2 separate regions of the Homo sapiens genome follow, and region 2 is linked to region 1. A link is a loop called in an ENCODE intact Hi-C map of the cell type or tissue named here. Cell type or tissue: Panc1. All regions are shown on one strand. Each heading gives the region's core, and the rest is flanking DNA. Links, peaks and the distances in the headings are about the cores only.

Region 1 (12,184 bases), core at 2,695-10,694:
GCTCATTGCAACCTCTGCCTCCCAGGTTCAAGCAATTCTGCCTCAGCCTCCCGAGTAGCTGGGATTACAGGCATGGGCAACCACACCCAGATAATTTTTGTATTTTTAGTAGAGACGGGGTTTCACCATGTTGGCCAGGCTGGTCTCGAACTCCTGACCTCAGGGGATCCATCCTCCTTGGCTGCCCAAAGTGCTGGGATTACAGGCGTGAGCCACCATGCCCAGCTTGACCACAGGAGTTTTACCCCGTCACTTCCAAGTGACCCTACACTGATGGCAAACACCAGTCCATCACCCTTTTTTTTTTTTTTTCTGAGACGGAGTCTCACTTCTGTCACCCAGGCTGGAGTGCAGTGGCGCGATCTCGGCTCCCTGCAAGCTCCGCCTCCTGGGTTCACGCCATTCTCCTGCCTCAGCCTCCCAAGTAGCTGGGACTACAGGCGCCCCCCACCATGCCAAGCTAATTTTGTATTTTTAGTAGAGGCAGGGTTTCACCATGTTAGTTAGCCAGGATGGTCTCGATCTCCTGACCTTGTGATCCACCCGCCTCGGCCTCCCAAAGTGCTGGGATTACAGGCGTGAGCCACCTCGCCCAGCCCAGCCCATCACCCATTAACCAGACCCAGCCCAGGTGCTGTCACCCTCCAGGGCAAAAGTTGTCCACATCCCCAGAACCTGGCAATCAGGATCAGTGCTCTCCTTTTGAACCCCTTAAGTGCATATGTGGTGTCCTGTTTAAATGGGTAGAGAAGGGCCTTTGTGCAGAGAGAAAGAAAGGCCAGGTCTGAGCCTTCAGCATGTGCTGGGGGCAGTAGCGAGTGCGGGAGGAGCACGATGGTGAAAGGCTGCAGGGACAGTGAGGCCAGGGAAGGTCTCTGCTGAGGACCATTGACAGCTTTCAGGAACCAGGAGAATGGGTCAGACTCTGAAGGCTACTCAGTTCTGAGGAAGTTTGTTCCAGCCAGTTTCATCTGGATTGAGAAAACTCTGCAGTTGTTCCTGAGGTACTTGAGGAGTCAGGTGCATGAGATTTCTCTCATAAGAATAAAGCACATGGAAAACAGGGTTCTGGCTTTCTAGACTCCAAAATAGGTGGCAGGCAAAGAAAACCACTTCAGAAAAAGTCTGTTGGACACTGCTGACTCAGTGAATGGAGTCACCAAACTAAAGCCTAGCTTGTGCAGTGATGAGAGTCTATCATGTCAGATACGAACTGCACATGCACAAGCCAGGAAGCTACAGAGAGCCCTGAGACCCTGGGCTAGGGATCTAGTCTTGGCCAGAAGCACTGCTAGCTTCCCAGCTGGCCTCTGCATCCAAAGACCAGGCTGAAGTGCATGGACCTCCAGAAAGCCCATCTTTTCTACTTTTAAAATCTCATGGAGGTACCAACCAGATAGGACTTGAATGGAAGATCACCTGATATTACCCTGTTCCATAGGCTTTTGGCATCTCCATTCATTCCGGAACAGCCAGTCAGCCCTCTCTGCTGTGTCCCAGAGCACCAGGAAGTGAGTAACAGTCCTAGAGTGAGACATGGAGGATACAGCCAAGTATCAGAGGTGAGTGGCCAGGCAGCCAGTTGCTCTTCTGTCTCATCCCCTCTGCATGAACATTGTGGGGAGGAGGTCTGGGTGATAGCAACCATTTGGAGTCTCCTCCTTCCTCACTGGAGAATAGCAAGACCTGAGGTCTGCAAGGACCCCACCATCTTGCCTTCGTTGGGGGTTCCTCAGCAGCCAACCGCCTATGCTCCGGGTCTTCAGTTCTGATTTTGATGATTCCTGGGGATGCTATAGAGTTGTCACCTGCCTTGACAGTAAGTGTGTGGGAGCTGGGTTTACTCTGGCAGAAAGAGAAGTACAGGGACTCCTCAGGAGCAAAGCCTCTTCAGGAAAGAAGAGTTGACCTCAGGCGTCTCTTTCAGGAGTGCTGGCTCGCTGCTGCTTCTACACGTCACCGTACTGGGGGAATCCTATGTGAAGCCGCCCCATGTCCTGTCTGCCTGGATACTCACCATGCAGATAGCTCTCTGCATTCAGCAGGGTCTGGCTTAGGCCCTCTCCTGGGGGCCGGAGACCCCTCTGTTCTTCTCCAGACCCTGCAGAATTCTGGAGAGGAGAGGAAGGTGGAACACACACTTTCTTCCTGCTTTTCTAGGTTGCTGGGTCATCTCTCTCCTTCTTTTAGCTACGAACTCACAGTCCACCCACTTCTTCTTCTTTACAAGCCCCTTGGGTCCTCCAAGAACCAAAGTAAAAAAATGCTTTAAAAATGCGCAGGTCCATTCTACTTCCACCCTGCCATGTAGCTTCCCTGAAGTGACGCTGCACAGGTTCTTCCATCTGCTTGTGGGGGAGGAGTTTCATCTGCTTGTGGAAAATAAAAGGCAAGCAAGGGGTACAACTTAATTTTTTTTTTCTTTTGACAACTTAATTTTTTTTTTCTCTTGAGACGGAGTCTCGCTCTATCACCAGGCTGGAGTGCAGTGGCGCAATTTCGGCTCACTGCAACCTCCACCTTCCGGGTTCAAGTGATTCTCCTACCTCAGCCTCCTGAGTAGCTGGGACTACAGGTCCCTGCCACCATGCCCGGCTAATTTTTGTATTTTTAGTAGAGATGGGGTTTCACCATGTTGGCCTGGCTGGTCTCAATCTCTTGACCTCATGATCCACCCACCTTGGCCTCCCAAAGTTCTGGGATTACAGGCGTGAGCCACCACGCCTGGGCGGGATACAACTTAACATTTTTTTTAAAAAATAATATTTAGGAAAAACAATCATAAAGATATTGATTATAAAAGCCCACGATTTTGGTATAAATTTGTCCACCTGAAATAATCAAAGAAAGAGAATCCCATTTCCAAGAGTTTATTCAAATGAAAAGCTGGGAAAACCCTTTCATCTTGGTAAGTGTAGGAGTGGGAGAAATAGCATGCTTAAGTCATTTATTTATAGACAGCCATCCAGTTCTTAGAATATACTCACTGTATTCACACAACACTGTTTTTGAGGCCTACTAATAGTGCTTTATTTGTATGTATGTATGCATATATGTGCACAAATATCTATTTTCTATAGAATATATAGTTAATATAGCTATATTGCATCATGATGAAATTGTGTGTAATTGCTATAATATATATAAAGAAAAATATATACATCTATATAAATGTATAAAATAAACACAATCAGAAAATAAACACACGCAAGCAAAAAACAGATGCAAATACATTTATACTAGGGACCATTGGGTCCTCTTGCCACCTGCAAATACATTTACATAAAATTGTATGTAAAAGCTATGATATATACAGAGAAATATATATATGTATATCAATATAAATGTATACAATAAACACAACCATGTCTTATGCATAAATTCTCCAAGTAAAAGCCATCTAAATTTAGCATACTTTGCAGTACAATAAATGTTGCAAATAAGATCTTTGAAAATGTCCTCTATGGCTTCTTGTCAGGGGAATATTCCCAGGATTTGATGGTTGGGGACATAAAGTATATGCATAATTATTTTCACTAAGTACGAAGAAAATCTCCAAGTGTGTCTGAATCCTTGAGATAAAACATGACATGTCCACATACATTTCCAGTAATTTTGGCATAATCCAAATTTCTAAAATTAATAAACTGATATAAAGTGCTTTCTTTTTTCTTTTTTTTTTTTTGAGACGGAGTTTCACTCTTGTTGCCCAGGCTGGAGTGCAATGGTGCAATCTCTGCTCACTGCAAACTCTCCCTCCTGGGGTCAAGCGATTTTCCTGCCTCAGCCTCCCAAGTAGCTGGAATTACAGGCGCCTGCCACCTCGCCCAGCTAATTTTTTGTGTTTTCAGTAGAGACAGGGTTTCACCATGTTGGCCAGGCTGGTCTTGAACTCCTGACCTCAGGTGATCCACCCGCCTCGGCTTCCCAAAGTGCTGGGATTACAGGCGTGAGCCACCGTGCCTGACCTAAAGTGCTCTTTTGTGTCCTTTATCTGATCACTAATTTTTCTGAGTTTCCCTTCACATCTTTTCAACCTATTAAAGTTTTTCCTACTTTGATTTACCTATTCATATGCTTCTCAGTGTTCTGTTGGATTTCACAAGTCTTTTCTTGTTAATGTAAAATAGTTTCTTAAAAAGAAATCATTACGATTACAGAATGAGTGTTCTGTGTGTCTAAAAATCCTAGTTTCTTCCCGATATTTATTCTCTCATTTTTTGTTAGTAACTATAGCCCCACATATTCAGTTGATAACATCATCATTCATGTAGATACTACACTTCTTAGCCTCCCTTGCAGGTCAGTGTGGCCATGGAACTAAAGTCGGGAAAGTGAGGTAGAGGCGGAATTGTTTGTCTGTGACTTCCAGGGACTTTCCTTACGGGAGGAGGTCTTTTGTTTTTTCTACTCCTTTTTCATGACTGCAGCTTGGGATGCAGTTGTGTTTCCTGGAGCTCCAGCAGTCGTATGTGACTATGAGGAAGTGAGCTGTGTCCTGGGCACAGCTGGGGAGTGCGGAATTTTGATGGCTCACGAAGCGGAGCTGCCACAGCAAACCTGGATGGCCAAGCCTCTGCCTGATTTTACATGAGCAAGAAGTATGCTAACTTCTCTAAGGGACTGTTATTTTGGGGATTCTCTGTCACCTTCAATTGAACCTTATTCTATGTAAGAGAGGCTATACATAGATCTACTCCATAAACACAGATCATAGAGAAGGATCATGAATGACACAGGCAATGTGGCTTTGCCATCATGAATCGGTCAAGATTATTCCATTTTCACTTCTGGGTACCTTGAATGTGGTGTTTGACACGTGTTTCTTTTTCCCTTATCACAATTTTAGCTCATGTAACGACTGCTGGGCTAACCATGGCACATTCTTCCTCTGCATGTACCATACATCAAGGTTCATGTCACTGTCTGATATCAGTGTCATTGTGACAGCCGTAAGAGGATACAGGAGCAACAGTGCAACAGAGTCACCTCTTGCAGCTGATGTATTCCCTTAGGTTTAAGTGAACAGGAAAATAGACAGATTGGCAACAGGGAGCTCAAAAACAGTCTGTCAGATGAGGTCACAGAAACTATGTGCAAATTTAACGTAAAATGCTGAGCTCTGTCCTCAGCTGCATGTGCCTCTGCACAACAGGTTTCTATTCAGGAAGGGCAGCGTAGTTCTTCTCACATTTTTCCCCTTTGTTTTCTCCCAGGCTTCACGGTAAAGCAGAAGATTCATGCTAGGGCATCTGCAGACTGGTCCTAAAGTGCTTTTCTCCACAGGAATGTCACCTGGCCACTGCAGCCAGGGGTCCCAGGTGCCACTGAGGAGGGCTGCGTTCCCATCTTCAGTGAGGGAGAGCTGAGAGAAGGCAGGCAGGGTTCACACTTCCCTCACCCACTTGCTTAAGCAATACATTAAAGGTTCAAACTGAAATAAATCCGAGATGTTACAGAAGCATTTAGAACAGCGTATAAAGCATGGATCACTTTTAAATATTTAAAAATGCACACAAACCACATGAAGCTAACTTTGTTAAAAGTATATGTTCTTTGCAGTAGTAGTTAGTAGTATTCTTTTGTGAGATGGCTTTTTTTTTTTTTGAGACAGGGTCTTACTGTGTTACCCAGGCTGAAGTGCAGTGGTACGATCACAGCTCATTGCAGCCTCGAACTCCTGGGCTCAAGCAATCCTCCCAAGTAGCTGAGACTACAAGGACACACCACCCTATCTGGCTATTTATTCATTTTTTGTAGAGACATGGTCTTACCTGTTGCCCAGGCTGGTCTGGAACTCCTAGCCTAAAACAACCCTCCTGCCTCGGGTTCCCAAAGTGCTGGGATTACAAGACTGAGCCATGGTGTCCTGCTAACATTTTTTTTTTTTTCAAGCAATCACCATTTGGATTCTTAGTTCTCTTAACTTTCAGGTTTTTAACAGTTCAATACACCTTCCAAATGTTCCTTGGAATATTTTTTCTGGTTTAACTATTGGTTTAGGTGATGTCTATGGCCTGTTTTAACGCTAAGACTCTCTGATCTGTATCCATTTGGTTAGAGCACGTATGAGTAAATCCAAGGTTATTCAATGACTTCACTCCAACACCTTTTCTGTGATCTCTAGTTCTACAGTTGCCTAATGATTTTGGGATAAAAAGTGCTTTTGAGACACATACTTTAGAGTCCCTGCTCTGCTAATGCAGAGCCAGTCTTAATTAATAGTTAAAATGACATTGTTTTGCCTTATTCGATGAGATTAACTGAGCAAACATTTATTGAGCAGCAATTATGGACAAGACATTAAGAAACACAAAAAATGATAACCGTCTTGACATTAGGAAGCTTAAGGGAAATACGACATATTAATAAATTACTACAAATTAAGGCATAATATAATAAAATAAGAAGAGAACAAACTATTTTAACAAACGTGTTCTACCACCCGCAATTCCCAATGTGCAGCTTCACTCAGGGGACGTTAAGTTTCTAGGCCAGCAGCTAAGGATGCATTCAGTTTATATTCAGCCTCTCAAAATGCAGTTCTGTAATCACAATACAAAAACAACCAACAACACTTGCCCAAACTTCATTACGTTTCAGGTAATACTAAAAGTCATACAATGCTTATAACATAAAACTTTGTCGTAGAAAGTAAATTCGGCTGGGCGCGGTGGCTCACGCCTGTAATCCCAGCACTTTGGGAGGCCGAGGCGGGCGGATCACGAGGTCAAAAGACTGAGACCATCCTGGACAACATGGTGAAACCCCGTCTCTACTAAAAATACAAAAATTAGCTGGGCGTGGTCGCAGGCGCCTGTAGTCCCAGCTACTCGGGAGGCTGAGGTAGGAGAATGGCGTGAACCCGGGAGGCAGAGGTTGCAGTGAGCCGAGATCGCGCCACTGCACTCCAGCCTGGGAGACAGAGCGAGACTCTGTCTCAAAAAAAAAAAAAAAAAAAAAAAAGTATATTCAATAAACCTTGCGTGTAAAGCAGTAAGAGCTCTTTGCCTACAAAATATAAAAAGTAATTACAATTACTCTTCAATAAATCTGGGTTGCATCGCTATCACTCGCTGACTTGCTCAATTGATCCTCTCAGTCAACTTTTGTCTCTTCCTTACCACTAAGCGGCAGTAAAGACTAAATAATGACGCAGCTCTACTCAAGCGTTCCCTATCCAAGTGAAGTTTTCCCATTATTTCTACTTCTAAAAAAATGAATGTAAGATGGGATTTTAAACTTCCACATTAAAAAAAGAAGAGTGGAGGGAAAAGTATGGAGGGGAGAAATAAAGACACGTGAATAAAACATTTGCTTTACCATTTATCTTTTAAAATGACATGGAATGTCAATTTCAAGATCACTTAATCTTTAAAAAAAAAAAACCCGCAATCTGAACACAGTCCTTACAAACGTGCCAATCGCTGGTTCACTGTGGTAGGTCTCCCATGCTGCCTATGTTGTCACTGAATTACACTTGACCCTTGCATGGGATTACCCTCCACCCTGTGGGTCTTCACTAACTAGAACCCCATCTACTGCATGCTGTGCTCACCACTTTCCTTGCCATCTATTAGCCCCTTCTTCAGTATTTGATCTTCAGGTCACCTCTTCCCTTCCTAGCTCTTTCTAGCACTCTGATTTTCTCTGTCCCTATAGCCTACCCTATTCCAGATCAGCTCTCAGAGACGAAAATGGGGACTTCAGGATGGAGAAATCAAAGGAAGCTGTTATTATAACCCTTCCTATCTTATTTTCCTATAAATTCTCTCTTTCTGTCTTAGTCTCTTTCTCTCTCTCTCTAAGAAATAGAGAGAAATTTACAGAGTAAGAGATATTAGGAAGACAAATTTCTTGGCAGGGTCAGGAAAAGTTTGAAGAGTTGCTGATATTAAAACAAATTTGAATTAAACCTTTTTAGACTTCATAGGTAGCTCCTCTCAAAAAGGTTAAGTTAAAGAATTTTGTTAAGGGCAGATTACAGAATATATGTAAAATATTTGATACTTTTTTGTTATTATTACAATACTAGTCATGTCTATAATATTTTAAAAGTAAAGAATTATATAGTTTATATTTCTTTCTAATCTAGAAACAGATTCTTATTTTAGCTTGGATATTTGTTAACCATTTCACAATCATTGAGATAAAATTAACTTATATTTTATGGAAATTATATTCCCTTATGAAATACCATAGAATTGTTATTATAAATCTTAAGTAAGAGGTTATGTGTTTCATATAGCATTCCAAAAATAAAACCAACAGTATGCTTTGCTTTGCATTATGAATCTATAAGTTATAAAACTTTTAGTATTGCAAATATTGTTACAATAAACAGTTAGACTGAAAATGTGTGCAATTTCACCTAAAAATAGAAAATAAAAGCTTCGTCTTCAGAAGCTATCAAGGAAAATTATAATAAAAGCTATATTTTCCACAATTCAGATTTAATTAATTTTATATATTGCCATTGATTTAAATAGAATTTTAATTTTAGAACCATTTTAGATTTACAGAAAATTTGTGACGATAGTATGGTGTTCCTGTAAAGCCCCAAACCCAGTTTTCTCTATTGTTAATATCTTAGTATGGTATATTTGATACAATTAATGAATCAATATTGATGAATTATTGATATATAAAAATCATACTTGTTCAGAATTCCTCAGTTTATTTAATATTCATTTTCTGTTCCAGGATACAATTTAGAACATCACATTACATTTAGACATTAGGAGAGAGATTCCAAGTTACATTGTGCTGCTGCTCCATTTAAAACTTTGTGTTTGAAAATGTGTAACAAATTATATTTTCCAGTTTTAAAAGTCACATTTTTATATTACAAAATGTTTAGAGTGCACGAGTATGTGAAACACAATTTCATCATTAAAATACTAAATTTTGGAATATATGTTTTCATTACTAGAAAATGTTTTCAACTGTGGGTGTGTGTGGTTTATTTAAGTGTTTTTATGAAAGCATTTGGGAAATCTCCACCCATGAATTGATGTCTCTTAACTTCTACCTGTATTTCTAAGAGTGTCAATTATATACATTTTACAGTTTTTCTATTTAATGCATAAAGTTATTTTTGAGTGCGATGTATATCTTTTAACAATATAAAAGGCATAACTCTCTTCTTTTTACCTATTAAATGGATACACTTTTATTTACTTGTGTTCCAATATCACTGATTCAATTTTTGCAACGTGAATTCTGCTTTCTACTCCCATAAACACATCATTTAATTGCAGTTTTGTTTGTTTCATTTCCTTGGGGTTTTCTTTTTTGTGTACTTCTGCACCATCCGTTCTCTTTCCTAACAGCTTTACTTGAAGTATACTACTTAGTATTGATTGACAGCCTACTCTGTGCCAGTCTTTCCTCTGTAGGACTGGCCTCTACGTCAACACTTCCGGGGCTCTGGCACAAGTGCCACAGGCAGGTCAGCTGGCTCCTTTGTTTCCATGGGCACACCCGTCAGTCAGGTCCTTTTGCAGCTCCTTCAGTTGGCTTCTCATATTGTTCATCCCTTTTGTCAACAGAGTCAATGTTTTCTAGATTTTTCTTAAACAAAAAACTCATGCTCTTTGAAATTTAATTATATTTCTTGAACTGAAATTTTTCTTTTTGTTTTATACTAAAAATATGTTTTTCTTCTTAATTATTCCTTTCCATTTATGCTGTAGGGTGTTTCTAAACCTTCAAAAGTTGTTTTAGATTGTGTTGTTTTAATTATTTTTATTCTGTTACTCATCTTCAAAATAAATTAGATCTGGTGTTTGCCAATACACTGCATGGATAAATTCTTGTTGGCTCTAGTTATTGTCCACCTGATTGCTCCCCAGGCTGGGCTCAACCTCCTGAGCTCAAGTGATCCCCCACCTCAGCCTCCCACCATGCCTGGCCTGGAGCTATTTTTTAATGGGTACCAAGTTTCACTTCGGGAAAAAGGTGGTGATGGTTGCAATAACAGTAAATATACTCAATACCACTGGACTGGATACTTATAAAATGTTAAAATGGTCATTTTCATTTTTGTGTTATATATATTTTACCATAACAGCAAAAATTAACTTTATAAAGTTATATGCTGTTGGAAACTCTGGAAACAGTGGGAAAAGGGGGAAATTCTATTACATAAAAATTAATTTTGCAATGCAGATCTTTTTTTGATAACTCAAGCTTTTGTTTATTTCAATAAAGCCAAATCCAGTAAACTATTTTCAGCCAGGATTAGTCAGAACTAAAAGGTTGGACTGTTTTCCTTCAGAAACTGAATGTTTTTCTTGCCTGCAATAGGCTGGTGTGTTCCAAATAATAATGGAATTGTCCTCAAAACCAGAAAATACTGGTTCGTATATATTTTAGGGCCTGTTTCTGAATTTTCTATTCTTTTGTTCTTATCTCTTTAACTATTTATGTACCATTACCAAGCCATTTTAATTATAGTAGCACTTAAATTGTTTTAATAACATACAGGGCTAGATTTCCTTGTGTAAAATAAAAACTATTTATTGCAATATTGTGGTGATAGTCGAGGATTAAAAACAATTTAAATGTCTTTCAACATGAGACTGACTGAATAATTATGACCAGTGGAATAGCACGAAAAATAATGGGGAAGTTTTTAATGTTTGATATAGAATGATCTCCAGAATATATGGTTAAATGGACAAAAAAGCGGCTGGGTACAGTGGCTCATGCCTATAATCCCAGCACTTTGGGAGGCCAAGCCGGGTGATCACCTGAGGTTGGGAGTTTGAGACCAGCTTGGCCAACATGGTGAAATCCCTGTCTCTACTAAAAATAGAAAAATTAGCCAGGCATGGTGGCGTGCACGTGTAATCCCAGCTACTCTGGAGGCTAAGGCAGGAGAATTGCTTGAACCCAGGAGGCAGAGGTTGCAGTGAGCCGAGATCAAGCCATTGCACCCCAGCCTGGGTGACAGAGCGAGACTCCATCTAAAAAAAATACTTTCTATCAGAAGTGCTTACATTTCTTGAACACTCACCTTTTTTTTTTTTAGACTGGGGTCTCACAGTGTTGCCTAGGCTGGTCTTGAACTTCTGGGCTCAAGTGATCTACCTGCCTCAACCTCCCAAAGTGCCAGGATTACAGGCATAAGCCACTGAGCCCAGCCTCTGAGCACTCACTTTTAAAAATGTATTTATTTTAATTTATTTATGTGTATTTTTTATATTTATTTATTTATTTATTTTTGAGACGGAGTCTTGCTCAGTCAACCAGGCTGAGTGCATTGGCACCATCTCAGCTCACTGCAACCTCCGCCCCCCATGTTCAAGCGATTCTCCTGCCTCAGCCTCCCGAGTAGCTGGGATTACAGGTGCCTGCCACCATGCCAGGCTAATTTTTGTATTTTTAGTAGAGACAGGGTTTCGCTATGTTGGCCAGGCTGGTCTCGAACGTCCGACCTCAGGTGATCTCCCCGCCTTGGCCTCCCAAAATGCTGGGATTACAGGCATGAGCCATCTCGCTGGGCCTAAATGAGTGTTGTGCTAACTACTTTACGGTATTATCTATATTATTTCATTTATTGTTTACAAGACATAGGTAAGTCCTGGCAAAATTATACACCTTGCCCAGGGTCACACAGGTGTGGATAGTTAAGCTTAGATTTAAAAGAAATGAGCGAGTTAGGCACGGTGGCTCATGCCTAGAATCCCAGCACTTTGGAAAGCCAGGGAGGGAGGATCTCTTGAGCCCAGGAGTTTGAGACCAGCCTGGACAACACAGTGAGACTCTGTCTTTACAAAACATTTAAAAATTAGCTGGGTGCAGTGACTCTAGCCTATGGTCCTAGCTACTAAGAAGGCTGAGGTGGGAGGATTGCTTGAGTCCAGGAGGTTGAGGCTGCAGTGAACTATGATTGGATCACTGCAGTCTACCCCGTGTGACAGAGGGAGACCCTGTCTCAAAAAACAAACATACAAAAAAAGAGCAAATAAGGGATGGCACTTCCAGAACAGTGGAGTAGACACCTTCAAAGACCATGGAAGCAATGAGAACACTGGCAAAAATTGCAAAAGTCATCTTTTTCAAAACGTTGGAAATTAAGGCTTGCAATAATCTGAGCAGCATTGATTCAAGAAAAACATCTGAATCTCAGTAAAAACAGGAAGCTTTTTATATTTTAACTTCTCTTACTCTTATCCTT
Region 2 (12,184 bases), core at 1,690-9,689, 200 kb after region 1:
TATGTGTCCTACTCCATTCAGGCTGCTATAACAAAATGCCTTGGACTGGGTAATTTATAAACAACAGAAGTTTATTGCTCCTAGTTCTGGAGTTCAGGAAGTCCAAGATCAAAGCACCCATAGATGTGGTATCTTTTGAGGGTTCTCTGCTTCATAGATGGCGCCTTCTCACTTCATCCTCACATGGCGGAAGCGAAGGCAGCTCTCTGGGGCCTCTTTCATAAGGACATGAACCCCATTCATGAGGACGGAGCCCTCATGACCTAGTCACCTCCTAAAGTCCCTATTTTCTAATACCATCACTTTGGTGACTGGGTATCAACATAGGAGTTTTAGGGGGATGAATACTGTCAGACCATAGCAGTGTGTTTTTATAAGATTTCCATTTAAAAAATTCCCCCCAAATATTCATGCTTAAAGAAATTATGGGTTATTTATTTCTACAGCATCTCTTTCTCTCTCTCTAATTTCATCTGGATGAAATGATACTATTACATGTGGGTCTATAACTGTGTAGGTCTTTTTGCTTTTGCTGATTGGATATGACATTCCAGTCACAGACTATTGGTATGACTGGTATAAATAACACTACTAACTTTTGTGGCTGTGACATGTATATTCAGTTTTTCTGAATTCCAAGCCACAATCTTAATGGTTTAAATTGTCTCCAGTATTACTTCTATTAGGACAATAGTAGAATTTTCATCTCTAGATCTTCACATATGCAGAGATACTTCCATTGTGCTTTTATCCTAACATTTGCCCAGGAGCCACTGTGGTACAGTGAGAATAGTGCTAGATAGGAAAAAAGAATATGTGAAACCTAGAGCTGGCCCTGCAGGAACTCACTTTGTGACTTGGGCAAGTCACTTAAACAATCTGCCCCTCATTTTTGCCATCTAAAATGAAGTTAGGCTGGGCAGGTGGCTCATGCCTGTAGTCCTAGCACTTTGGGAGGCCAAAGTGGGAGGATTACTTGAGCCCAGGAGTTTGAGATCAGGCTAGGCAACATAGGGAGACCCTGTCTCTACAAAAAAAAAAAAAAAAAAAAAATTAGAAAAATAATTAGCTAGACGTGGTAGTGCATACCTGTAGTCCCAGCTACTTGGGAGGCTGAGGTGGGAGGATCCCTTGAGCCTGGAGATCAAGGCTGCAGTGAGCTACGATCATGCCACTGCCCTCCAACCTGGTCGGGAGAGTAAGACTCTGTCTCAAAAAATAAAATAAAATAAAATAAAATAAAATAAAATGAGGTTAGACTAGAACCCCCTGTGTCTTTCAGTGTTAATATTGAGGAATGTGATTCAGTGGCTGTTCATGAAGTAAACATTTAGAATAATAGATTAAGCTTATATGCTTTTTCAAAGTGACTACATTTTATTGCTCAAAAAAAGACACATGAAAATAAATATCCAGATTAGTACTGTGGATGAGTCCTGTCTATATGAATGGTCCAGCCAACCCCAAAACTACTTATTGGCCATTTTCTGTGCCTGCCATTGGACCACACTTTAAGGGGTCCAGGAGTAATAAGTATTTCTTTAAGTAATTAATTAATTAATGTAGAGATGAGGTCTTGCTATATTGCCCAGGCTGGCCTTGAACTCCGGGCTCAAGCAGTCTTCCCGCCTTGGTCTCCCACAGTGTTGGGATTACAGGTATCAACCACCATGCCCAGCCTGGGAGTAATAAGTATGTCATAGTCCCTGGTCCCAAGAAAATCACAGTCTTTAAAGAAAAAATACTTAAACACATGGAACAAATAAACTATAAAAAATCAGAGGTCAGTTAAAGAGAGATGGATCAGGTTATCTTTATGGAGGAAGAGGAAATCGATCTTGAGTAGAAGGTTAGCTAAGATTTCAGTAGGGGGAGGACAGGGATTGGGTTGTGTGGCAGAGGGCAGAATAGCATCAACAAAGGCCCAGAGGTAGTGAGTGTGGGAGTCTATTGAAGGACAGCAGCCACAGGGCAGGGGCTATTACCCTGGTGTGGAATTCATCTTGACATCTAAACACCTGTAAGTACAGCATTCCTTATGAGAAAGAAACATGAGTTCTATTTACTGATTGTATTTATGTTAAAGACCTATGCAAAATAATTCATTCCCTTATTCAGGATCAAGTACAGGGAAAAGGTCACTATTGATGAGACAAGTGGGAAATCAAGAGTTTGGAGCCCCGCAGCTCGCTCTCTCAGCCTTTAGCTAGATTAGAGGCTTGCTGGCTGTAAAAGTGTGGTTCTGGACATTCTGATTCATTCTTTAAGGAATAAAGAAATACTCTTGATCCTTTATGGATGAAATTGGTTATTTTTCTGATAAATTCAGAGAATATATTATTTTTTATTAAAATAATTTTTAAGGAAAGATATTTTGCCGTATTCCTATAGCCTAATAGAGTTTTATGCTATAATAAATTTTTTTTTTTGAGATGGAATCTCACTCTTGTTGTCTAAGTTGGAGTGCAGTGGCGTGATCTCGGCTCACTGCAACCTCAGCCTTCCTGAGTTCAAGTGATTCTCCTGCCACAGCCTCATGAGTAGCTGGGATTACAGGCGCTCACCACCACACCCAGCTAATTTTTTTTTTTTTTTTTTTTTTTTGTATTTTTGGTAGAGATGGGATTTCACCATTTTGGCCAAGCTGGTCTCAAACTCCTGAACTTGTTATATATCTGCCTTGGCCTCCCAAAGTGCTGCGATTACAGGCGTGAGCCACTGCACCTGGCCAATAAATGTTTCTTTTTTTGTTTTGTTTTATTTATTTATTTATTTATTTATTTATTTGAGATGGAGTGTAGCTCTGTCGCCCAGGCTGGAGTGCAGTGGCGTGATCTTGGCTCACTGCAAGCTCCACCTCCAAGGTTCATGCCATTCTCCCTCCTCAGCCTCCTGAGTAGCTGGGTCCACAGGCACCCCCCCACCATGCCTGGCTAATTTTTTTTTTTTTTTTTTTTTTTTGTATTTTTAGTAGAGACGGGGTTTCACCATGTTAGCCAGGATGGTCTCAATCTCTTGACCTTGTGATCCGCCCGTCTCGGCCTCCCAAAGTGCTGGGATTACAGGCCTGAGCCACCACGCCTAGCCAAATGTTTCTCTTTAAGGTGCAGTAGTGCTGCATGCTGCAGGATCATGGTTCAGAACTGGATCATTAGAAATTTTGGCTCATTATGGTGAACTAGAGATACTGAGGTTAGAAAATTACATTTTTGTTTGTTTGCTTGTTTTATTTTGTAAGTCTATGATTGATTACCAAGAATTTAAGGAAATTGCATTTTTTAAGCTATGAAAGTGACTATTTTTCCCCAGCTTTACGCAGGTATAATTGACAAAAATTGTGTACATTTAAGATGTACAAGGTGATGTTTTGACATATGTATACGTTTTGAAATGATTACCACAATGAAGCTGATTAACGTATGCATTACCTCATATAGTTACTTTTTTGTGGTGAGAATACTTAAGATCTGCTCTCTTAGCAAATTTCAAAGGTACAAGGTGTTATTATCCACTATAGTCTATCCATTTGGTCTTCAGGACTTATTCATCTTATAACTGCAACTTCGTGTCCTTTGAACAACATCTCCCCATATCCCCTACCTCATTGACCCCTGGTCACCACCATTCCACTCTCTATTTCTATGAGTTGGACTTTTTTAGGTTTCCCGTATAAGTGAGATTATGCAGTATTTGTCTTTCTGTGTCTGGCTTATTTCACTTTAACATAATGTCCTTGAGCTTCATCCATGTTGTTGCAAATGGCAACATTTTCTTCTTTTTTAAGTCTGAATAAGAAATTACATTTAAAAAAATTGTACAAGACAGTTGGAAAAAATGCTTATTTATGTGCTGTGAAGTTAAGTATTTTCCATTTTCTTATAAATAAAATGCAATATTTCAAATAAATATTTGTAAAATTTCCTATTGTGCTAAGCACCATGTAGGTTTTTTAGGAGATTAATAAAAGAAGTATACAACCCAATAGTCCCGTTTCTCAAAAAACTTATAATGTAGGATGCACCCCAGTTACCAATGAGGTTCTCCATACCACTCACACACTAGGGAGGTGGGGGAAGTGACTCAAATTGCTCAATTCTGCAGCTTCTGGAAATCCAAAGCTCTCTTCCCAATTCCTGGGATTCCCCGGGTGTATCCTCTGTCTTGTGTCTCCTCTCTACCTGGACTCCAGCTTTGATATGTGTGATAGTACCTATTTCACACTGGGCTGACCCAGATGTGAAACTCAGCCCCATCGAAAGGATGAACACAAACAGCAAACCAAATGTACACAACGTCTTTAAGAACAGAGAGCATCTTGCTGAAGATTTCTGTGGGGAAGATGGAGGAGGGATTTTTTTTCAAAAGAGCAAAAGCAATAAATTCTTCCCCTTGGGTCATGCAGTGTGGCTTCCATCATTTTCCAAGATCTTGGTACCTGCTGGCATCTGTGCTTACAAAATCCCGTCTTCCTCAAGCCGACTTAGCAAGATGTTCCTTCAAACAAAAAGTCTTCTTTAGGAGGAGTTCTTTTTCCATTTGTTGAGTTAATACAGTTTTTAAAAGTTGGAAATACTTAAGAAAAAATGCCTTACACAAACTAGGATCATTTAGAATATGGATCCTATATTATAGTTTTCAGCATAGTAAATACAGATTTGGACCAGGAAGAATATGCAAAAACATGAAGGAAATGTATAAGAGCAAAGAAGTCATCGCACTTGTCACAGCTGCTCTGTCTCTTACCTCGGCAACATTTACTGAACTTCTGGTCATCCTGGCCGGTGGAGAGTTGTCTACTTTCACGAGGCATTATTTCTAACTACCATTTGCTTTCTGGGTCAGTTCTGCCTGGATTCACACCATGTCACTGAAATTGCTCCATCTAGTGGTCATGTTTCAGTTATAGTTCACGGATCTCTCTAGCATTTAATGCATATGATTAAGCACTTCATCCTTGACATACTTCCACTGGCTAATATGACATACTCTCATATACAGTGTGTGGTGTGTGTATATACATATGAGACATAGATAGATATTAGACAAATGCTAATCTACACTTACTATTTTAACTGGGTTTTAGTAATTTCCAAATCATATCTACAGCTGAAATTTGCTTCCAGATTTCCTCTTATTCGGTGCAGTCCATACTAGTGGTTAGGCAGGTAACTAGAATAGTTGGTTAAAATGGGAATAGAAAATATGATACATGTGCAGTTTATATATTTTATTTATTACATGTTTGCTGAATCCTGGTACAACTTTAAATATTTTAACCTCAGACATTTGCCAATTTTTTGTAACCTCATGTGTGAAGCCTTAAATGACCTACCACAAATAATCATTCTCTGCTCTGTTATCACTGTTCATTTTATATAATTCTGGTATTGCATTTATTATAATTTAACATCATGATTTCTTCATATGTTCTTCTTCCCTAGTAGAGCATGTACTCTTTGAGGTCTGGGTTCTGGGTCTTACCATTCTTTTTCCTAGCACTTGCCCAGGGCTTTACATGTAGTAGGTATAGCAGGTACTCAATGGATGTTTATTGAACTAATCAAATTTGAAACATAATAATGTAGAACCTCATATGATCTTAGAAACATATTTTGATTTTTGATTGGGATTGAAGAAATATTACTTTTTGGCTGTTTTGGTAGTAAAACCTTATTCTTCAAGTTTTAACATCTTGAGCCTGATCTAATGAATTCATAGATGTTGAGGGATTTAGGTACTTGGATATTGGATACTGTGTTCTGAGGGACACTGATGCTACGTCTTTTTTATCTCCAGGGGATTATTAGACTTCATCATACCGGAACATTATCCCTCGATGGATGTCAAAGAACCTAATAGATACGTGGTAAGTATTTATTTATTTGTTTGTTTATTTTTTTATAATCGCAACTTTTATTTTAGATTCTGGGGAAATATGCAGGTTTATTACGTGGGTATATTGCATAACCCTGAGGTTTGGGGTACGACTGATCCCCTCACCAAGGTATTGAGTAAAGTACCAAATCGTTTTTCAACCTTTCTCCTCCCCAGAGGTCACTAGTATCTATTAGTGCTATCTTTATGTCCAGGAGTACCTAATGTTTAGCTCACTCTTATAAGTGAGAATATGTAGTATTTGGTTTTCTGTTCCTGTATTAATTCATTTAGGATAATGGCCTACAGCTACACCTATGTTGCTGCAAAGGACATGGTTTCATTCTTTTTATGGCTGTATAGTATTCCATGATTTATATGTACCACATTTTCTTTATCCAATCCACAGTTGATAGGCACTAACTTGATTCCATGTCTTTGCTATTGTGAATAGTGCTGTGATGAACATATGAGGGCACGTGTGTTTTTGATAGAATGATTTGTTTTCTTTTGGATATATACCCAGTAATGGGATTGCCGGGTTGAACAGTAGTTATGTTTTGTTCTTGGAGAAATCTCCGAACTGCTTTCCACATGGCTGACCTAATTTACAATCCCACGTGGTAAGCATTTAAAGAGAAAAGACAATTCTCTGTTTTTTCTCGTTGGCCTGCCAACACTAGAGATTGAAGCTTAGAATTTAAAACACTAAAGCTAGCAAAGGAAGTGCAGAGCCATTTGAACATTTTGTTACAGGAAGTTAAGATGCACCACTTCTTAAACAAGGCATAGACATGGCAGTTATTTTGTTTAAAAGATGCCTAGAAAAAAAGAGCAGGTGTTCCTACATCCTGACAGTACACGTTATTTTTTGAGCAGCATTTATAACTTGGTCACATACATTCTTTCGTCACACATTAGATATGTCAATATTTCTATTGCAGCAGTTCTAAAGTAAATAAAATACATAATAGTAAAATGTGTTTTTCTATTCTTGTGGAAATTTTTTGATCTTCTTAAAGCTTTTCCATTATTTTAACAGTCACTGAGAAGGGAATTCCATTATTTTTCTTGGTGACACATTCGAAGTTTAATAACTCACATTGCTGAAACTTAACTCCCTTGTACTGAATTCTGTTGATTTTACGTTGGTTATTTGCCATGGAGAAGCTTGATCATGATACTGTATCTAAGTCTTTTATGTATTATTTCTGGATGAATAATTTTACTTTTCTCTATTTTTCTTACAACTACTAATTTCCACTCTTTTAGTCATCTTTTGACCCACCTTTGAAGTTTTCCTATATGCTTCCTGTGACTTATCGGAGGATCCTAAAAGAGCATACATTGCTAAAAACCTGAGAAATCTCTAAATTTCATTTTAGGATTTTTTTTCTATTGTTGTGTCTGAGACAGCACAACTTATTGTCTTGTGGAAGTCTGTTAGTTTTTGCTCGTGGTAAGTTATCTACTGATATTTCATTCATCTGATGAGAAAGTAGAATTTGTTGAAGTGGAAGGCTTCCTTTTTTGTAAATTTAAAAAATTCCTGTTGATGAGCTTCTTAGCATTTGTAATACAGAAGTTTCCCCCTTATCTGCATTCTCACTTTCCACAATTTCACTTCCCCGTGGTCAACCATGGTCTAAAAATATTAAATGCAAAATTCCAGAAATAAGCAATTCATAAGTTTAAAGTGCTCACTATTCTGAGTAGCATGATGAAGTCTTGCTCCGTCTCGTCTGGGATGTGAATTCTCTCTCTGTCCAGTTTATCCATGCTGGAGCCACTCCCTGGCCATGAGTCACTTCATCCCATGAGTCACTTGTAGCTGAGTAGTTCTATGGACCATTGCAGGACTCAGTGCTTGTGTTCAAGTTACCTTGATTTTAGTTAACAATGGTCCCAAAGTGCAAGAGTAGTGATGCTGGCATGTTTTTATAATTGTTCTATTTTATTATTATTGTTGTTAATCTGTTACTGTACCTAATTTATAAATTAAACTTTATCATAGGTATGTATAGGAAAAATCATAGTATATAGAGAGTTTGGTACTATCTGTGGTTTCAGTCATTCCCCTGGGGGTGTTGGTACACATCCTCTGCAGATAAGGGGGGGCTACTGTCTACAAGTTGGTTTTTAATGACAGAGAAAGATGTTTTTCATGTTTAAAATGGTTTTGAACAGATCAGGATGATGTTACCTGTAACATTATGCATGTGAGTATGTATCTCTTTAAAGCAATTTTTAAATTTTTAATAAATTACTACATGCTTATGGTAAATAATTTACAATATACAGAAGTGAGTAGAGTTTCATTCTCTAAGGTAATCACTGTTAACCATTTTATTATTAATTTTTCTGGACTTTTTTCTATGATGTACAAATGTCTCCAGCAATAAAAAGATGGCTACCCATTCTCCTACTGTCCTAAAAATGACTTGTATTTTTATTTTTTCCACTTTTCACAACCTCCTAAAATTAATCTTATTCCTCCACTAGTCTCAAGTCCATTTTAAGTAATATATATTTTTAAACAACTGCTAGGAACTGAGGAGAAATAAAAGAGGAAGTTCTATTTCTTGGCCTATTATTACTATAGTATTTGAAACCTGAGGGAAGGGATTATGAAACAAAAGGCTAAATGTAATTTTAAAATATAGTTGGAACATTGTAAGCTATTTGATGTTAACCTACTAAACTTTCAATTGATAACGTCATTTTGTTTCATCTCTAAAACACATGGCATTTCCATAACCTTTTCTATTCTGGATAATTTAATGAAGGTAAAAGAAAAATATTTTATAATCATGTTTTGGAATTTTTTTTGTTGTTTTAGGTGTTTGTAATACTGATAACTTCAGTTTGTTATCCATTACAATTGACTAAGGTCAATTGGCTTTATGGAAGCCTGTAATCCCGGTATGTACAATTTGCATATGTGTGCATACATACACACTTTATTTCACTAAAAATATCATCACAAGTTATCTCAGGTAAACTGTTATAGATAACACAGTGACGGGGTAGTAGAAAGAATTGGGTTCATTTATAAAATGGTCATTTTTATATGCCTACCAGATCTTCTGGGTGCCATTAAGTGATACAAAGATGAACTCTTCATGGTTTCTGTCCTCAGAGAATACATATTATAAGGGCCGGGCATGCTGGTGAGCACCTGTAATCCCAGCACTTTGGGAGGCCAAGGCAGGAGGACCTCTTTAGATTAGGAGTTCGAGGCTGCAGTGAGTTACAGTGGTGCCATTGCACTCCAGCCTAGGTGACCAAGTGAGATCCTGTCTTTAAAAAAAAATCCAAATTAAAATCCAATACATACTAGAGAAGATGGCATGAGGTATACCAGGAAACACGTTGTCAGACAGGTGAGATTTTGAGTTCAGCATCTGACCCTTAATAGCTCTGTGCCTTTGGAAAAGTTACTTAACCTCTCACTCCACTAATATATGAAATGGAGGTAACAGAAATCCAGTATTGGCACTGGAGAGATCAGAAGTGTTGCGGAGGACATGCTACTTGAGTAGGAGATTGAAGCCGTATGTGATAGACTGGAAATTCTTATAGGATAGAAAAAGATTTCTCCGTTAGACAAATGTTCATGTTTTAAAAGCTTTTAGTGTATTCTATTAACTTCAACTTAATGTCAGAAAGATTTTTATATAACAACTACAGATTCATATGTTCAACTATAAGCTTAAAAACAAAGAAAGAAGCTATTTATTATAATTATCCCCACTGTGGCTGGGGACAGTGGCTCATGCCTATAATTGCAGCACTTTTGGAGGCTGAGGCAGGAGGATCCCTTGAGGTCAGGAGTTCAAGACCAGCCTGGGCAACATAGGGAGACCCTTTCTCTACAGTTAATTAAAAAAATTAGCTGGGCATGGTGGTACATGCCTGTGGTCTCCCAGCTACTTGGGAGGCTGAGGCAGAAGGATCACTAGAGCCTGGGAGGTGGAGGTTACAGTGAGCTGGGATCATGCCACTGCATTCCAGCCTGGGTGACAAAGCAAAACTTTGTCTCAAAATAAATAAATAAATAAATAAATAAATAAAAATAATATTTTCCAACATAAAGCTATAATGTTTTATTTTAAATAGAGATTTGGTACAAAACACATCTGAGAATGAAAGAAGATATAAAATAGGAAATCAGGCCAATATTAGGATGTTTAATTTTAACAAGTTGTTACAAGCTCTAAACCCATTGCTGGACCCTAGGCAAAAGCAGCTGTGAGTAAATCCTTAATCTACTCATAAAATCTGTGTGAAAACATATTTGTATAATGATTATTTTTCTTGAAAACTAAGAAATTAACACCTAAAATACTCTCTTATTATTTAGTGCTGTATATTTTTTCTAGTTCAGTTTGGGCTTTTTTGTCCATGGCTACTGGGGTATAGTTTTTTTCTTGCTTACTGCTTTTTAGATGCTGTGAAATCTGTTTATTTCCTGTTGAATCCAAGAGTTATTTATCACTGTATTTCTTTTTTTAATCACTGTATTTCTTAATTTCTAAGTAGTTGGAATTATTTTGTCTGTGTTTTTATGACTAAAGAGTACGTTTGATAAAACTCTGCTATTCAAAATGTGTTAAGGTGTCTTTGTGGCCCAACATAAAACATTTTTGGATGTGTTTGGTGATTATATGTAAAAACATGTATTGTGTAGTGAGAAGTTTTAATATATCAAATTGAGTGTACTGATTACATTATTCAAGTCATTTATGAGCCTCTCAATTTTCTCTGTTAGATAAGTTAGATTCTTTTTTTTTTTTGAGACAGAATCTCACTCTGTCGCCCAGGCTGGAGTGCAATGGCGCAATCTTGACTCACTGCAACCTCCGCCTCCCAGGTTGAAGCGATTCTCCTGCCTCAGCCTCCCGAGTAGTTGGGATTACAGGCGCCCACAACCATCCCTGACTAATTCTTTTGTACTTTTGGTAGAGACAAGGTTTCACCATGTTTGCCAGGTGGGTCTCGACCTCCTGACCTCAGGTGATCCACCTGTCTCAGCCTCACAAAATGCTGGGATTACACAGATAATTTAGATTCTTAAGAGATGTGTATTAAAAGCTCCTACTTTAATTATATTTATATCCAAGTTTTTTTCTAATTGTTTGAAATTTACATATTTTGCTATGTATTATTGGTACATACAGATTTTCTACTTATATTTTCTTCAAAAAATAGCTTTTATCTTAACAATGATTCCATTTATTTTGATATATACTTATAACTGTTGATTTCAATTCACCTGACATTAATATTGCCATTCATGCTTTCTTTTGGTTGAGTTTACCTTGAATCTCACGTTAACTTTTACCTTTATCTACCTATCTTTATTTGTTTTAAAGTGTTCTTCCTGTAAAAACAATGTATAGTCAGATTTTGATTCAATGTGATAGTTTCTCTCTTAACAGAAGTACGTAGGCTGATCATATTTATTATAACAACTGATATATGTGATTTATTCCTTCTATCTGACATTGTGCTTCATCTTTATTTTACTGTTGGCCTCCCCCAGACTTTCTTATCTTTTTCTGATTTGAAATTCATTCTTCTCCCTGACACCCCACCCCGTGTTGATTTGGAAACTTGACTGAAAAACACTTCTGCAATTCCATTCAGTTATCTTCTTTTTTTGTCACTTTTATGGGAAAACCAGTTTTTAGATATTTTTCCTAAGATTCTATCTGTCCATTGCTTTCCCCTTCATCCCAATAAGATGAGACCTTTAGAATGTTTTTGTTTTGTATCTAGTTACGTAGCTGCTAGATTTTGCTAAGATAGTTTAATATTTTGAATTTTAGATTATTTGGTTTTCCCTTGAAGTGTATCTGTTCTGTTTAAAGTGTCTTTGTATTTGACACTCCCCCATCTCCCACTTGGAGTCATTTCTCTGCTTACTACCGTCCTTTTCTCATGGTTCCATCTTCAAGTCTCTGTCTTGATTACTTTCTTAAGTGTTTTGCCCAAACAGGGTAGATAGGTGATATATTCTGATATATTCTCTGAATCTTTGCATAACTGTTAGTGCAGTTTTTATTTTACTCCAACAGATGATTGATATTCATTTGCATGTAACATATCACCGTGCCTCTTTATCTTCCGCCTGAGCCATATTCTCCAGGCTAGCTTTTATCAGTAGTAAGATGATATTTTAATCTCTGTCTATCTACTGCATGGTCTCTTATTCTGAATTTGGACTGAAGAGAAAAAGGAACATGGTTGCCTTTATTATGCAGCAATAAATAATAAATAGAAAAATTTGCAATGTTTATAATTGCTC

What was found. Peaks named below come from ENCODE experiments on the same cell type or tissue, not always from the same donor. Only the 100,000 strongest peaks of a DNase experiment are listed, where the experiment ranks them.
Region 2: a loop joins it to region 1, with 7 times the contacts of the local background. A loop is called at or near these places in 44 of 110 quality-filtered maps.

The regions. Positions count from the first base shown.
Region 1 is chr10:26,877,149-26,889,332 of GRCh38, reverse strand. It overlaps LOC124902398 (a long non-coding RNA gene), which reads left to right and starts at 1,442. Exons shown (of 2, transcript XR_007062093.1): 1 at 1,442-1,562; 2 at 1,928-3,445. In Panc1, for the core only: CTCF peaks have their summits at 6,900 and 7,115; no DNase peak of the experiment used is centred there; H3K4me3 peaks cover 303 bases.
Region 2 is chr10:26,677,550-26,689,733 of GRCh38, reverse strand. No RefSeq gene overlaps it. Among named protein-coding and RNA genes, the nearest start is that of PDSS1, 14 kb to the left of the region's middle. In Panc1, for the core only: CTCF peaks have their summits at 4,647 and 4,850 (motif pointing left); a DNase peak (open chromatin) is centred at 4,933.